Linked DNA regions of Mus musculus: region 1 is linked to region 2. Evidence: chromatin loops called from intact Hi-C (ENCODE). Cell type or tissue: left cerebral cortex. All regions are shown on one strand. Links, peaks and the distances in the headings refer to the core of each region. The heading gives the core; the rest is flanking DNA. Region 1 overlaps Bace2 (beta-site APP-cleaving enzyme 2). Region 2 overlaps Tmprss2 (transmembrane protease, serine 2).

Region 1 (8,335 bases), core at 273-8,272, 150 kb before region 2:
GGGAGTTAATAAATGCTAAACTCTTCGAGGGGGAAAAGGAGAGGTATGTCCCCCACCTCAGCCTGCAGTTTCAGTGTTCTGGAGAGTCAAGATATCCCTGAACAGTGTAGGCAACCCAATTTACTCCAGTGTTTTTAGCATGGCCTACATTTTTGGAATCTCCAAAGAGAAGCCCTCGAATTGGTCACTGGCCACTGAGCAGACATTCAGCAGAAGACGATTTGTTTTGTTTAGAAGATGCCTATTCCAGTAAGACCAGAATTCCTTGAGTTCAGGAGCAGGACCCGGGTCTGAGGCTGCAGGTTCAAGGCTATGTGCTGGGGAGTTCACTGGGCAAGGGAAAGTTACTTGGGCCACACTGACTTGGCCAAGTTTCTTTTGGGGACTGTGTACCCAGGAAGGACTATTGACAGCCAGAGCTGGACAGTCCCATGATAACCAGCCTTGTTGGACCACTTACCCACCCTGTTGTCAGCCTCAAATCTCTGCCCTGTCTTCAGTGGCTCTGATCTTCCTGTAGAAGTGGGTCTCATGGGTCTTAGGGTCCATAAGTACCCAGTCTCATTCAGAATCAGGCATCTGAATTATAGTCTGGTTGACTGCACTGGGTCAGAGAGTAAACTGAAGCAATTGTCATGTTGCTAAAGATTTTGAAAACCAAACTGAGCCTCCTGGTGGCACCCATGTGTCTACAAAGCCCACGAATGAGGAGTTCATTAGGAGTGGGCGAGTGAGTACTCATAATATCAAATTCAAAGGACAGTGATTTTTCCTCCCTCCCACCACACAAGCTTCCTATGGATTTAGTATCAGATGTCACACCCAGATGCCCTATGTTTCTAAATTTAACTGTGCCCTATTATTTTTATTCTTAAGGAGAAGATAGTAGATGAAGGCTAGACTGTAAGTTCAAATCCCTATTAGGACTTGTAGTGTTTTGTTTGCTTGTTTGTTTTGTTTTGTTTTTTGATCAAACCTTGGGTAACATTTGCATCCCAGTGACAACCAGAAGTGTATGATATTAAATCATTTATTAAGGAATAGTCAGTGTCAGGAAAGTGCCAGACGCACACACCCCCATTTACAACTGGAGAAATGTTTGTGTGAGATAAGCTGTAGCACATGGCATGTCCCTCACTCATCAGAGTAGAGCACACAGCCAATATGAATTTTTACCCATATGCTTCATAATTACAGCTGGTAGAGGCACAATCAGCCCTCTCTTAAGCTAAGCACAGCTGTGAATCACATTGGTGTCTGTAAAAAGAGACCACTGACACCTGCGCTTTCTGTGCAGCCCTACCTGATTTAACACTGCTGTGTCTTCTCTGGTGGGGTGGAAATTAGATAGTTTGTATTTGTAACAGATGCACAGATCTGAGTGGGACCTGGCTTGCTGATTTCTGCTGCTCCTTGTTCTGTGTGGACACTACTAGAACCTTCTGAGATAAGTAAAGCTGTGGCATCCTATCAGGGGAAGAAAACTCTCACAGGGGCTCCACGTTGTCAGGATGGGTTCTGCTGAATGAAGAATGAAGTGTTAAGAGAGCATTGGGTAATCTCCTTCTGAGATTAAAAAACAAAACAAAAAACATAGCTAGTTAAGGCTTTATTAATCCGTAGTAAAAATCACAAGAAGTACAATTTCTTGGGGTTAGGAGTGAAGTTCACTTGTATAGTTCTTGCCTAGCATTCACAAAACCCTAATACGAAAAGGAAGGTGGGAGGACGTGAGGAAGGGAAATGTCTTCGTAGCTTTGCGAACTCTTGTCCTTTGGCCCCCGGAGTATAAAATGCTGCCTCATCAATTCCTCCTTTGCTGCAGGATCATGCATTCTTACCAGTGAGGAGCTGAAGGCTGGTCTCTTTAGCGATGACTCAGTCCAGACCCACAGCGTAGGTGGGGTTCTCACGTGCAAGTAAAAGCTGAAGTTTGGAGTGTAAAACAGCTTGTTTCCTACTGCCTCTGTTCATCTACACACTTGAGTACCCTTAAGGTTTAAGATGCTCTCCTCTAGGCACTGAAAGGGCTACTCATGTCTCCTGCTTCTCAGGCATGTAAGGTTTCGGTTCTGCTGGGAGAGCTCTAAGCCATGCACCAGGCATAGTGGCACATGCTTTTAATCCCAGCACTTGGAAGGCAGATGTAGATCTCTACAATGCCTTCTGTACACAGTTCCATACCACCCAGAATTACATGATAAGACCTTGATGGTGAGTAAGTAAATACACAAATAAATAAATGATCCAAGCCATCTACTGAATTCTAAAAGAGGCAGAAAGTAGTGTTTTATACAGTGTATTTTTGTTTTTTTGTTTTTTTTTTTTTTCTACAGGGTTCTTGAGTGGCAATTGTATTTCTGAAGATGCTTCTAACTGGTTAATGTTTTCTTGGGGGAATCTCCCTCCATTTCCAGGGCACTGAACTGATTTCAAATCAAATTGTGATTAGAATACTGTGCAAAACAGAGAGGCATTCGTGCCACAGAGTAGCTCCTCACAAATGGCCACATGGTTGCTAGGCCCTCCAACCTGGAGTTTTCTAGAATAATCTTATTTTTGTACTTGTCCACCCTGCTAAGATATATACCACTGAAAAGAAGCGAGATGTCTGACTCAGTATGAATAAATAACACTTCCTACTTGGGTTCAGAACTGTTTCTTTAACCTCATGCCTCGTGGGTCTCAACTCTGGAATTCCTGCAGGTCACCGAACATGCAGGTTTCTAGAAACTATCAAAGCTAAGTGAGTGGATGGAGGGCCCATATTCAATGGTCTAGAACCTGAGAACCAGCTACCAGGCACTACTCAATGATGCACAGCCCCAGTGTTTGCCCTGGTGTGGCGCTTAGCTCAGCTCAGTTATCTCGGAAGCAATCCTGCAGCTACGCCTCAGAACCTGATGCATAACCATGTGTGTGGTAAGAATGTGGCTTAGTGGTCCGGCTGAAATACTCAGTAAACCAAACAACACCTGTCTGAGAACTGTAATTTCATTTTTAAAAATGGGTTCTTTAGTGACTAGGGAGATGGCCCAGTGGGTGAAGTACTCACTATGAAAACATGAGGACTGAGTTCAGATCTCTAGGGCCCATGTAAAACCAAACCACACCAGGGCTGGGGGAAGGTGGGAATACAGATAAGTGGATTCCCTGTGCTCCCTGGTCGGCCTGTTTAGCTTGGAAGAGAGAACTCCAAGTTTGGTAAGAGACTCTGTCTCAAAAAGTAAGGTGGAGAGCAACAGAGAAAGATACCTAAAATTGAACTGTGGCCACAGAGAGACAGAAAGCACAGCTGCCCCCACACAGAGACATCAATACCTTATATGTGACAAGGAGACACGCAATGTAGGCTCTTCCATGACTGTACACCCCTATTAACAGTACCCCGACGGGAGGAAATGAAAAAATTCTCAAAGCATTCAGACACCATTTGAGCTGGTACAGTGGTATGTTCCCATACTCAGAACGGGGATGGTGAGAGTTGGGAGTGGGGGCAGTGACTGGGACAGGAGGATTGTGAGTTCCTGGCCGACTAGGCTACTCGTGTGGCCCTGTCTCAAAATACTAGCAAAACCTTCATTAGGAGGAGGCAGCAGTGAGTGGGTAAACACCCAGGTTGCCACTCTCTGATCACCAGGGAGACACTTCCCATTGGTTTTGTTTTGGAAACCACAGTCCCAAGTGAATTACATTTTGCCATCCCTATTTGTGGGTGTCTTTGCAGGTGTGATTTCACATATCTGACACTAGGCGGAGCTGTTGAGAAGCTTTGTGGACAGACCTGTCCTTGGAGACTGTAAACGTGGGTCGCTTTCTCAGGCCGGTTTATCAAAGGCCTATCCTTCCACTCCACTGCTTACAGGTCTCGCCCAGACTGTTTCAGGTTTCCAGATTACGTTTTATCTTCAAATTCTCTATGTGCGTGTGTGCTTAACTGTCATGCTAGAAAGAAAACTGAGGGCGCCGCAGAAGGATGCCTTAATGTGTCTAGGTTCTCACTCTCAGAAGTATGGTCCATATTAAAAGCAAAATAAAACAGACAAACAAAACCACCATTTTGTAGGACTGGAGAGATGGATCTGTGATGCAAGCTCGGGGACCTGAGTTCAAATACACAGAACCCACACACAAAGCCAGGCTTGTCAGCTTTCCCTGCGACTAAGACAGAAGGCAGAGACAAGACTGCTCTTGGCGCCTAAGGATTAGGTGGCAGGGCTACGTGGAAAAGTTTCAGGCCAGTGAGAGATCCTACTCAAAAGGTAGAAGGCACCTAAGGATTGACACCCTAGGTTGTTCTTCAACCTATACAATACAGACCTAAACAGACATACACAGAAACACACACACACACAAAAACACACACATTTATTTTAAAGTTTGTCTCATTACTAGATCTATCATCCTAACCCCGTGCAGTTGCTCTTATGTGACTGAAATGGAAAATCAAAGAGGTTTTGGGGGCTGGGGGGGTGTTGTTTTGTTTTGTTTTTAATTTAATAGCACCAAACCACAACAAGTAAAATGTTCAGGATGTTCAACAGTAAAGGAAAGGGACTGACAGACTGTGGGCTGAGATATTTCTTCTTCAAAGCAACTCTAAATTCACACCATGAAAATGCTTCTAATCCCTGAGGTGGGGGGTAGGAGCACAAAGAAGATGGACTGACTCCTTCAGGAAAGGATGTGTGCAGAGTCATTAAGCTTGGTTTTGTGGGACGGATCACACAGGCCAAGACCTCAGCCTGTGACTGTGACATAGAACATAAAGATGAAGGTTTCCAGTCTAACATATACAAACTGTATGTCAATGAACAAAATGTAGTCAGCCTATCTGAGCTTCAGACTAGAAGTCCTACTGATCTCGGAGAATCACTGGAGACAAAAGTACAGTTACATCAGTGTCCATCTTGTAAAGCCAGTGAGTCCATCGGGCTTGCTTACAGAACACAAGTGAGTGAGTCCCAGGAATGTGGGTGACCCCCAGACAGCAGCAGCACCTCAAAATCCAACCCCATCACAAATTGCAGTCTCAGAGAAGCTACATCGTGAAGACCCTTTCACTAAGTAGCGACGCTAGTGTCTTCCAAGGCCACTTGTAGCTGGGGAAGGGAGACATAGCTAGAGTCCCCGGTGAGGGTCTCCTGATCCTCTCTGTGGAGTGTAATACTTATATTACATTGCCATCACTTGGCTCCTGCCATGGTGTGCTGCTTTAGTGACCATGGCTATAGGGAAGAGGCCAACATGGAGTCTTGCTATAAGAGGTTACAAGAGCTATAAGCTGCCATACAACAAAGGTCTGGCTAATTCCATCTTCTTCAGACAAGTGTAACCTCAGACAGCCTGCCAACCTGCCGAGGAGCAGAGAAACTAGGTAGGACTTCCAGGAGAACCACACATAGACTGTGCCCTGCCTTGACACACAGTTTGAGCTGGTTGTGTTTTAGGGTTTTTCTTTGCAGCTCAGGTGCACACTGGCTGGGGGGGGGGGGAGGGAGTCTGACCCTTCAGATTAGTGACAGCACAGTTACATAATCTTAAATTGTGTTTTTCAATGGCCCTGACCTAGAACTAGATATGTATCATTTGCTGAAAACAGAAAATACAGAGGCCTTCTAAAATGAATAAGCATTTATTGGTATTGGTTGATAAACAATGATGTTGTAGTACTATTTGTTGTCTGGGTCAGTTGGGATTGTTTGGAGCAGATCAGAGCCTGTAACTTGGTCCCTTGTAAAACTCTGTTAAAGATTTCTGTAAACCAGCATCTTATTCCTTCAACATATGATGTTTTTTGTGCTGTTCGATAAATACAAAGGCAAGTCCTTTATCAGTGGCAGGCACACAGACATAAAGACAGATTCACAAGGCAGTCTAAAGGCAGGACAGAATCATACTCCCAAAACGGACAGACAGAAGACAGAAGACATGGGAATCATGAGGTGAAGAATTTCAATCAGGACTTGCTCTCTGTTAAATGACTCTAGGGGGAAGGGCTTTTCTTTCCTTAATGTGACACAAATGCATTATGGGTGATTCTTAATCACTAATGTGTTTAATCCTAGCACAGGGCCACATTGGAGCTCCCTATTAATTTGAGAATGTCAGGGCTGCTTACCAGGTTGGGCTGATGTGAGGTGCTATGGAAGCTGAGAGTGACATGTCCCTGTCTTGACTGCTCCTCTGGGGACCCAACTTTCACATGACTCCTAGAAGGGCCTCACCTGGCCTTCCCCTCCCACAGAGTCCTTGAGGCCCACCACATTGACCTCTCTATTGGGTTCTACATCTTTAGGCAGCCCAAGACTAAGCCCAGCATCTATGCTCATAAGCTTCTTCCCAAAGTTCATACTACTTCATGATGTCAGAGATGCTACCTTAAAAGTGGTACCCTGTTGTCCTGGGAACTTGGACAGGAAAGATGGACCTGGTTTTTCACATAGGAGAACCCAAAGTGGCTGTTCTTGGCATCTGTCAGCATATGTGTTCTGCTTAAATAGGACATTTAACATTTCTTTATGGATTCTCAGCCTATACTGGTAGCTAAGAACAGATGAGTATCACCACTATTTTGTCTGTTCACACTGACTACCCTGTAGTCCCTTGGAAACACTTGATCTATCTCCTTGTTCTACCTCCCCTATCAGGAAGGGTGGACTCAGTGCACCTTCCTCTGCCCCTACCTGTTCCCCTTCTTGTGGGGTTCAGCCCCTCCCGCAAATAAAAGAAAAATCATGCAAGTGTCACTTAGCAAGAATTTTATTGGAAGCGCTAAAGTGGAAACGTCCAGTTTCCTTGGAAAGTTAGTTATATCAAATGATGTTTTGCTGGGGTACACAGGTGAAATGATGTCTTGCTGAAGCAAACACATGAAAGAATGTTTCCCTGAAGCAGACACAGCTGAAAGGATGCTTTCATATGACATTGCAAATACATGAAAGGACCCATGATGAAGGAGTATAAATATGACCTCACAAACAGTTGGAGATGAGCAACGGAGCCTTGGCTTGGTTTGCTCTGTCTAGCTATTCTTTACTATCAACATGCATGGAATGGTTTGCCTTACATAGCATGGTTGAGCTCCACTTGTGGTAACACTGACATTGAGAGAAACTCACCTAAGAACTACTTGTGAGGTTCCTGCAGCAGTTTGTTGCTTCTGCAGCCTCACCTCAGGCTAGATGGCAAGCTTTCATCAAGATTGAACTTCAGCTGCTGATTCATTCTTGGTTTCTGCCTGTGGAAAGGACTGGACTATAGCTGCTGGTTGTATGTGGTGTCTGCCTGCCTAGAGGACTGGTCTGCAGCTGCTGAGTCATACTTGGTGTTTGTTATGGGACTGAACTGCTGCCAAGGAAGACTGAGCTTGCCCCCAAAGAACTATTGCTGAACAGGTCCACTTCCTCCATAGCCTAATAACTTTTCTCTTCCACTACCTCTGATGGGTGGTGGGCTAAAAGAGAGGTGGAATCCTTGTTAAAATTTTTGCAAAAAAAAATGTATGCCTACGAAGAGCTGTCCTACCAGGACCCTGTGGCACCTCTCGCACTGCTTCCAGACAGGACAGTACAAAACCAGAAGCCGACCCTTCTGAGGTGCTCAGCCAGTACATCCTCCTGACAAAGAAAAGACAGGAGCAGGATCCTGAGAGGTGCCATCCTCCTAGGCTTTGAGAGGGTCATGTCTTCCTGCTGAAGTAGAATGACTCTCCATAGCTCCTCTCTCCTCATCTCCTCAGAGTTTACAAAGGGCTTGCTTGCTTCCACAGTCTAAAGGCAACGTTCTGACATAAGGTTAGCAGCTAAAGGATCATTGCACAGCGACCAGGAAAGCCACATAGCTAGCCTGGTTAATCGGAGAATTTGGCAAGCTTCTGCCGAGCCTCATCCAGCCTTAAAAGCCGCCTCTTCAGGAACTTCTTCTTCTCTCTGGTGTCACTCTGCTCCTCCAGGAACCAGCTGCACTTACTGGTGTCCTGTAAAAGCTGAAGCATCGTTTTCTCTATTTCCTCCCCAAATGTTTTCAGGATGAAGTACTGGATAATCAGAGGGATCTGTCTCCCAATATTCCGTCTGCACTCCTGGAAGTAAGAGACAGGTCACAAGGGGTTGAAAGTAGAAAGAAAGATCTCCTATGAGTCCCAGAAGGGTCCAGATTTCCAAGGATGGATATCCCAACAGATGCATGATTCTAGCCCAGTCTCAACCCCCATGAGCAGACAGACAGAGCATGACCTAGACAGGCATCACATTGTTGGAATCTGCCTACTAGCTTCCCTGAACATCAAGTAGATGGGCCTTCAATAGAAAAGGCTAAAATGAGCTCGAAGGTA
Region 2 (8,335 bases), core at 167-8,166:
TGCCAAAGTTACTGCCAGTTTAGAAAAAAGAAAAAGAGAGAGAGAACAACAAGAGTCATGGTACCAAAATTGGTTTTCAACCTCCCCCTGGCTTTCGACCTATTGCCCTCCCTTTTGGGGCCCCTATTGGGACTCCTATTATTGATTTCTTTTGGTCCTTGGGCATTTCAGAAATTGACCCGATTTGTTAAATCTCAAATTGATTCATCTCTTTCAAGCGCATCTGTTTCAGTTCATTACTATTGGCTGGACGTTGGCGATAACAAGCAGGTTACTGGAGAAGAGTAAGACGTGGATACCACTTCATCACCCTCGTCTCGGGGAGAGAGACTCAATTTCCATAAAATGCTTAAGTAAGATCATTCCCCTCCCCCTAAATTCGGCCATCAGTCTCATGCCACGAATCATTTATAGATTGCCGTAGTCTGTGCTTCCGACATGGTAATATACATTCTCGCCACATTGGAAAATAAACAGTCATCCCAAGACAGACACATCGAAAAATTGGAACTTGAAGCCATCGCCCGTGAGAGTTGTAAGGCTAAAGCACTGCACAGAGATTAGTCTGGAAGCTGTTAGACGTCTCTGAGAGGCATGTCTGATTGCATGAAGGTTGAGTGCCCTAGGGTCCTTCTCCCAGGAAAAACGGCATGGGAGCAGGTCAGGGTTACTCTGGGTAAAAATCTGTGGGCCTGAGAGTCAATCCTGTACATGGCCCCTAACATTGCACACTGGGGATCAGACCTCTACCTCTACCCACGGAGCTTGCTTTGTTCCTAAATCCCTTGGCTAGCCCAGGTTATACCCAACAGACTGAAACCGTTAATTCAAGCCTCATAGATGACTTGTCTTTGTGTCCTTCGTGGTTTTAGAGAATCACCCGGTGAGCAAACAGACGTTTAGGTGGTCGTTAAAAACGTGGCTACAAATTTATTATACAATATGCCTTTATAAAAATATTAAAACGGGGGAGATGTTGGGAGCTATTAAGACAACACAATTGTCCTGATCTCTGAATTGGGCCTCTCCCCCCGAGAAGAAAAGGGGGTCAAAAGTGGGCCACCTATGCACCACTCCGAGAACAACCACAGATGGTTCCAGCCCTAAGTCAGCACTGGATGTCCTGACCTCAAGATGCACCCTGATACCACCAAGTTCCTGCTTCCCCGAGTAGTCGCCAAAAGAAAAATTTCCGCTGCCCCATTCCTCCTGCTGAGAAGTACGTCCCCTTTTGCTTGTGCATTTAAGCCTTGAGCCTTGCTAACACAGTGACACCTTGATGTTATTCAGAATGGTTCCATGTCCTTCCTCGTACTTGGTGTCCATCTTTTCTCTCCCCCCCCCCCCCAATTTGGTTCTTAGGAGAAGGTCCCCTTGAGACCCTCCAATAACTGGACCTGCTGGACGGGTCAAATATACTTGTTCACTGCTGTCACACTGGGCACAATCTTAAAGACACTCATTTTAAAAACAGCATAGTGCAGTGGTGGCTCATGCCTTCAATCCCAGCACTCAGGAGGCAGAGGCAGGCGGATTACTGAGTTTAAGGCCAGCCTGGTCTACAAAGTGAGTTCCAGGACAGCCAGGGCTATACAGAGAAACCCTGACTTGAAAAACCAAAAAATAAAAAAATAAAAAAACCCAGCATAGTGCACCCTAACTTATTTTCAACAGCCTGCTTGTTTTAACTGTCATCCAAAGGCAGTTGGGAACATGTGTGTTTGAGTTACTGAGCCCATCACTGTGTATGCTGCAGGGCCAAAACCACAATCCTGAGCCTGGGCTCAGCACCGTGCCTGGCTGTCTCCAACTGCCACTTTGTGGCAGATGTTAAGAGATCAGTGCTTCCAGGGCCAGGGATAACTCACCACAACGGTTCTCATCTTCTCCGTTGGGACAATGTGCTACCCCGTCACACCAGAGAGAAGAGCTGATGCATGTGCCTGAAGACCCACACTCCATCTCAGACGTAGAACAGTTGCTGTCCCCTGGCATTGTATTGGGAGAAAGGGAGGAAAACTCATCAGGCTGAGCATCCAAGGAACTGCAGAGCCCTTAGGAGTCTTGTCATTCACCCTCAAGTCCAGTGAACAGGAAAAACCACCTCCTCACAAGGAAAGGACATGCCATTGCTACATGTAGCGCTTTGAATAAGTTTGGCTCTTGGAAAATGGCACTATTAGGAGGTGTGGCCTTGTTGGAATAGGTGTGACCTTGTTGGAGGAAATGAACAGCAGGGTACAACCTTGTTGCTACTTGAATGAGAGAACTAGTTTAAGACTCCCACAAGCTACAGATTTGTGGAAGCAAGAATACATACACTGTTTATACAGCAATAGGTGCATGGAGAAAAGGGAGGAAAAGGCAGCCTTGCCCTCAATGGAAACCAATCTGGGAGGCATCAGGTGGCTCCTCCAGCCTGGGGAGAAGGTCACAGTCACGGCCATGCACACAGTCCAGCCCCAAACTTACAGAACCTCCAAAGCAAGACAGCAGCCACAGCAGCTCCCGTGAGGACAGTGCCCAGGGCGAGGGCTAAACACAGCGATTTCTTAGACTCTGCGGAAGAGAGGGGTGCTCAGGTCAGTGCTGTAGGAAGATGGTCCTTCTGCCATGCTTAGAGTCATTTTGACTTGAAAATACCACATGTCAGGCTGGGCATGATTGCATATGCCTGCCTCTAACCCCAGTACTCAGGAGGTGAGGACACGGGCAAGAGTTTAAGGCCAGCCTGGAATACAACAAAGAGGAGGAGGAGAAGCAAAAGGGGAAAATCTCAGAAGTCCAAGTCCAAAGTTCACTTGCTACACATAGCAACAAGGCCAGCTTAACCTGGGCACCTTTAAACTTGCTCAGAACTCTTGCATTACCTAAGGCTGGGGAAAACACCCAGTTAGACACCTATTTACAATAAGGTGCTGGATTCTGCATGCTCCTCATGGAACACCACACTGAGCCTGAGAAGCCGAATGATTTTATGAGCACTCATTCACATTGTCATGCAGCCAGAAGTCCTAGTTTAGCGACTGACTGACTGTGTGTGGGTCCATTTATTTGCCACATTAGGGAAGAAAAGGCACCTATTTAATTCATTTGCTTTCGTGCTGCTAAGGATCAAACCCAGTGTCTCACTCATGCTAGGCAAGTGTTCTACCACTGAGCTACACAACCACCCTATGCAACAGTATTGCCACACACATGCAAATGTTAGCTTGAACGTTAAGGGCGCCACTTGGGAGTCTCAAGGCTTCTGCAGCATGAAAATATGTGCTTGGGGGAAATGGAAGCTGAAGCTCCAATTTGAAATGAAATCCAAGAACACTAAGCTCTTAAAACATCACCTTAGGGAGGGTTTGAAAATGGGCCAATGCTCACAAAAAACAAACAAACAAACACCCAGATCGAAAAGGAGAGCTGCCTGGTGTCAGCAACTGCAAGTACAAATCATATAATACTGTCCCCCAACACATCATGGGGGTGCCAGGGGCTTCAGGTAGAGCACCTATCCTTCCCCTAGTAACTTTGGGCTTTTCCTCCTGGCCACTTTGTTCCCAGAAATAACCACTCCAAGACAAATTATTTATGAATAAATGCTTAGGCCATAAGCTTCATCTTGCTCCCCAACTAGCTATAACTCAATTACCCTATTGATTCTATTCTATGTCTTCCACATGGTAAGTTACCTCTCCTCAGGTTTATACAGCTGTCTCCTCCAGAATTAGAGGCAAATCTCCCCCATCTGACTAGTTCCCATAATTCCTCTCTCTCTCTCTCCCTACCAGATGTCCCACCTTCTAGTTCCTGCTACAGCTCATTGGCCGTCAGTTTTTTATTGACCGGTGATGCTTCAGAGATTCTCTCTACATCCCATGGCTGCTGAAAGAACCCTGTGGTATTTGACAGCCACTAGCCATTTACTGCTATTGACACTTTCTTTCAGTAATTACAATTAAGTGGAATTAAACTAAAGTGTATAAATTGAATCACTCAGCCTGCCACAGTGGGGTTTACAATGGTTTGGCAGATAAAGGCACTTACTGCCAAGCCTGATGACCTAAGTTGTCCCCAGAACCTACATGGTAGAAGGACAGGGCTGAATCCAACAGACTACTCTAACCTCTACACACTCTGTGGTACACAAATAAATAAATGTTTAAAATGAGCAAACAAGCAAAAAACAAAGAAGGAACTCTTTGTTCAGAGATATAGCAATGAGCAAACAAACAAAAAACAAAGAAGGAACTCTTTGTTCAGAGATATGGCTCAGTAGTTAAGTTGCCCTTGCACAAGTCACATACTCGGTGACTCACAACTAACCTTGGCTCCAGTTCCAAGGGATCCAGTGCCCTCTGCTGGCCCCTGTGGGTACTACATGCACTTGGTGCACATTATGTATGTGCAAGCACTCATAAAGAAAGAATAAAAAATTTCAGCTAAGAATAAAATAATTTAGAGAATGATTTCCAATACCTAACTGATTTCTTCTATCCATAGCAAACAGGGGTAGCACTGCTGGACAGTGGTTTCAGCCAAAAGTATCAAGGTTTAAAGAAAAGGCCTGATTTCAGAGAAGGGGCCCTGGGGAGTCTAAAATTTGGCATCTTCACAGTGAGGGGCTGGTCATTCCCAGCAACTCCCTCTCCAGATGAAGTTCTAGCAGGGGGTAAGGGGTGGGGTCCCTGGATCTTTTCTTGGAAGAAAGGCTGAGAGATAGAATACAGAGCATAGGAAATATCATTAAAATGGACACTCCCAGGCTAGAAAGAGCCTTCAGGTCTGGAGACCCCAGCTGCAGTGTCACTGTGCTTCCAGAAGTTGGAAAGGCAGGCTGGGGTTGGGCTCTGGAGCCAAGTGACCCAAGCTGACCTGCTTAGGACTGAAAGACTTGCTTTCACCTGGTTCCTACGTCCTGCTAATGGTATAAAAAAAAAATGCCTGGGGATTGGTCCTCATCCCCATCAACAGGGATTGTGCTCCTATGCTAAAGCAGGCAACCTGAACTCTCAGCAGCCTCATAGGGGAGGCCTGGGTCTGAAAACCTCACAAGGCAGTGATTTTATCAAAATGCAGTGAGGGGTGACGGTGCCTTCAGGCACCAGGGTGGAGCCACCAAGAAACCCACAAGAGAAATTCCTTATGGCTCACCTGATGAACTACCAAGTACATTTTCCTCTTTGGGCAACTTATCTGCATGCCATTGTACCTGAGATAAAATGACTCGCTTAAAACTGCCCATGTGGCTCAGTGGTAAACATTTGCCTAGCATGTTCAGGAACCTAGCTCAGCGGGAAAAAAACAAACACTGAATCAGTAACTTGGCTGGTGAGTAAGGGAGATTAAATCAGGTGTCCTTCACCTCTTGTTGGGGCATGTGCAGAGTCACAGTCTGGCTGGTTCACTCAGGACCATGTGTGCAGCAAGAAACCCCCATTTCACCTCTGAACAGGCATTTGTCACCAGCTACAGTCTGCACAGCATAGACTTGCAAGGTTCAGTCCTGCACCATTGTTCATTTATATCTATCCTTCCCAACAGAGCCTGTTGACTCAGCCCTATGGCATCTCTGCATCACAGGACTGTTGACTTTGATCTTCAAAGGCTCTTGCAGGTGCATTCACTGCCACTCAAATGGGTAAGTTCCATGACAGTTGTTAAAGCAAACAGATGGATCCAAAGCAGAATGTCCTTATACTCCCAACATTTAAAGTTGTGCTACCAACATAATGTAGGACACAGGTTCAGAGCTTAATGTCATTCTGACAAAGATGTAGTTTTTGATGCCTTAATAGCAATAACATGTTCTTTTTTTCTTTTTCCTCTCTCTCTCTCTCTCTCTCTCTCTCCCTCTCTCGCTCTGTGTGTGTGTGTGTGTGTGTGTGTGTGTGTGTACACCTCAGAGGCCAGAAGATAACATTGGATTCCCTCCCGTTGGAGTTGTAGAGGAATTCAGATGCTCTGTGAGAACAGCTAATGCTCTTTACTACAGTTAACCCAGTACTGTGATTTTAAAAACATTGTCAAAGTGAGTGAAAAATAGTAAAATAAAATTACTAAAATACTTTCCGGTTCTTGGGACAAGGGGGTCATTCTGTACTTCTGGTAGGCTAATGGTGGGAAGCCCAAGACTGTAGTCTGAATGGATAACTATCAGATAGTGATTTTATCAAAGCACAGCCAGAGATTTTACAATGCAGGTTTATAATGGAAAATCGCACCTCAGTGTTTATCCTCCCTATTTATAGGCAATTGACAGAAAACTAAGATGTCCCACCCCCCATCTGTCACTTCCTGATTACTCCCTGGGAGTGCAAAAGTATTCAGTAGGGTACACCGGGATGCTTCTGCCTTCTGGGCTGACCACTGAAGGCAGGACAGTCTTTTTGGAGGTGCAGCCTTACATGGGGCTCTTTGGCTTCTGATAACTAACAGTTCCTTGCCCTGACTTTCTTCCAGCCAGCATGGCAAGGAAAGGCCAGGTCTTCTGCACCTCAGCTGGGCTAAGATGAAATAGTTCATGCAGACAGGAAAGAAAGCAAGTGACTAGAGGTGGATCAGAGCAAAGAACAGAAGAGCCACTCAGATGTAGAGAGGGACAGCAGGAAAGCCAGGAATGTCCAAGTGGGACAAACAGATTCCTGAGGCCTAAGGTCTATCACATGACTGCTGATGAAGTATGGGTGGCCCACAGGATTCACTTTTGTATCAACCTTGAACGATACATGAAACACACAGACAGGTGCTCATCTCATAAAGCAGCAACTCTGCTAGAAAGCTGGTGTGGAGCTGGAGAAATAGCCATCAGTTAGGAACATCTACTGCTCTTCCAGAGGATCCGAATTTGGTTCCTAGCATTCATGTTGAGTGTTTACAACCACCGAAAATACCTTGGACTCCAGCTCTAGAGGATCCAACACCTTCTGGCCTCCATAGGCACTGGCACATATGTAATACAAACAAGCTCAGTTTTAAAAAATAAATATATAAAGTAGCTTATCAATAGAGTCCCTGGTGTCCTTGACACCAGAGAGGCAACACTGAGAACAGCCAGAATTAAAAGGTAGAGGGACATAAGAGGTAAGGAATCTAATGGTGAGAATAATCATCAAATGAAAGGGCCACAGGAGAGGGCAAAGAGATTCGGCTTTCATATTCAACCTTCAGCACTGTTCTGGGGCTATGGGGGGGGGGGGGGTAAGGGGCTATGGGGAAGACATGATACATCCAGGGCTGGGAGAGTAATTTTGCCGTGGAGAGGCAGCCTGGCTCCCCTAGAAAGTATATGGGCAGGCCCTGGAATGGGAGAAATCCCCCTTGTGGGGAAGACCCTTCTTCTTCTAGGGCAAGAACTGGCAGAGGTGAGAGCTCCAACAGATCTCTGGCTAGTCACAGGAGGTATCTTAACCCTGAGCCCTCTGTGTTCTGAGCACATCAATAACATCTAAGACAGTTCACTCCCAACCTTGAGTGCTTACTGTTGATTCAAGACAACACATCCATAAGCACAGAGGCAAGAAGGGACTGAGAAACCATGCCCTAACAGTCCAGCTGAACTGGGCAAGCACACAGTGGTGCTGCACCAAAGGCCAAGGGGAGAGGAAGGTCTCTCCCTGCCAAAGAGAGATGAGGCAGAGCCCATGGCTCTGACCAGCCAATGTGGAAGGCAGGTAAGACAAGATTGGCCCTGTTGGCAGTGCAGTGTTATTGACAAGGTAGGAGAAATAAGAGACCACAAGAGAAGGCAGATCCAGAAGCTGTAGTCCCTTGTGATACAATGCTAAGGAGTCTTACTTGAGGTGCACAGTGCTCCTGAGGACTTGGGATGTGTGTGGATGACAGATGTTGAGGCTTGCGTTGTAATCCTCGGAGCATACTGAGGCACTGGAGATGGGTAGTACTGGGCTGGATACAAGTTGTAGCCATTGGGAGCCACTGGTGGTCTCGGAGGACAGATGTGCTCAGACTGATACCCGTGGTTCTCATAGCAAGGTCCGATTCCTGGAGGTGACCCCTAAACAATGGGAAAGGAGATAAATCAGTTACAGCTCTCACTCACTCTAAAGGTTTGGAAAGTTAGCATTGTTCACAGAAAACAGGGAGAGAGCCAGCAGATTGCCAATCACTCTGTCATCACAGCAACTTGCTTAACATGACTAGACTCTTGTTTCTGCACTAACTAGAACGCTCAACTATCTGTGTTTCATTAGCTTTGGTTTCCTGGACCATTTTTTTTTTTTCATTATTTGTTCTTTGAAATAAAGAAAAGGTGACCGATAACTAAGATTCTGTAGAAAACATACATACAAGTTTGGGGTCAAAAGTCACACAGTTAGAGTCG

Evidence for each region. A loop is a pair of places that touch in the nucleus more often than their neighbours do. Peaks named below come from ENCODE experiments on the same cell type or tissue, not always from the same donor. Only the 100,000 strongest peaks of a DNase experiment are listed, where the experiment ranks them.
Region 1: it touches region 2 in a loop (2.8-fold over the local background); 16 of 42 quality-filtered maps call a loop at or near these places.

Annotation. Positions count from the first base shown.
Region 1 is chr16:97,440,290-97,448,624 of GRCm38, forward strand. It overlaps Bace2 (beta-site APP-cleaving enzyme 2), which reads left to right. Exons shown (of 9, transcript NM_019517.5): 9 at 1-2,647. It also overlaps the pseudogene Mx1. Among named protein-coding and RNA genes, the nearest start is that of Fam3b, 60 kb to the right of the region's middle. In left cerebral cortex, for the core only: a CTCF peak has its summit at 3,739; DNase peaks (open chromatin) are centred at 1,228, 1,897, 3,778 and 7,245.
Region 2 is chr16:97,588,952-97,597,286 of GRCm38, forward strand. Tmprss2 (transmembrane protease, serine 2) reads right to left here. Exons shown (of 14, transcript NM_015775.2): 3 at 7,789-8,008; 4 at 2,473-2,559; 5 at 1,869-1,988. Among named protein-coding and RNA genes, the nearest start is that of Tmprss2, 18 kb to the right of the region's middle. In left cerebral cortex, for the core only: a CTCF peak has its summit at 4,367 (motif pointing left); a DNase peak (open chromatin) is centred at 4,353.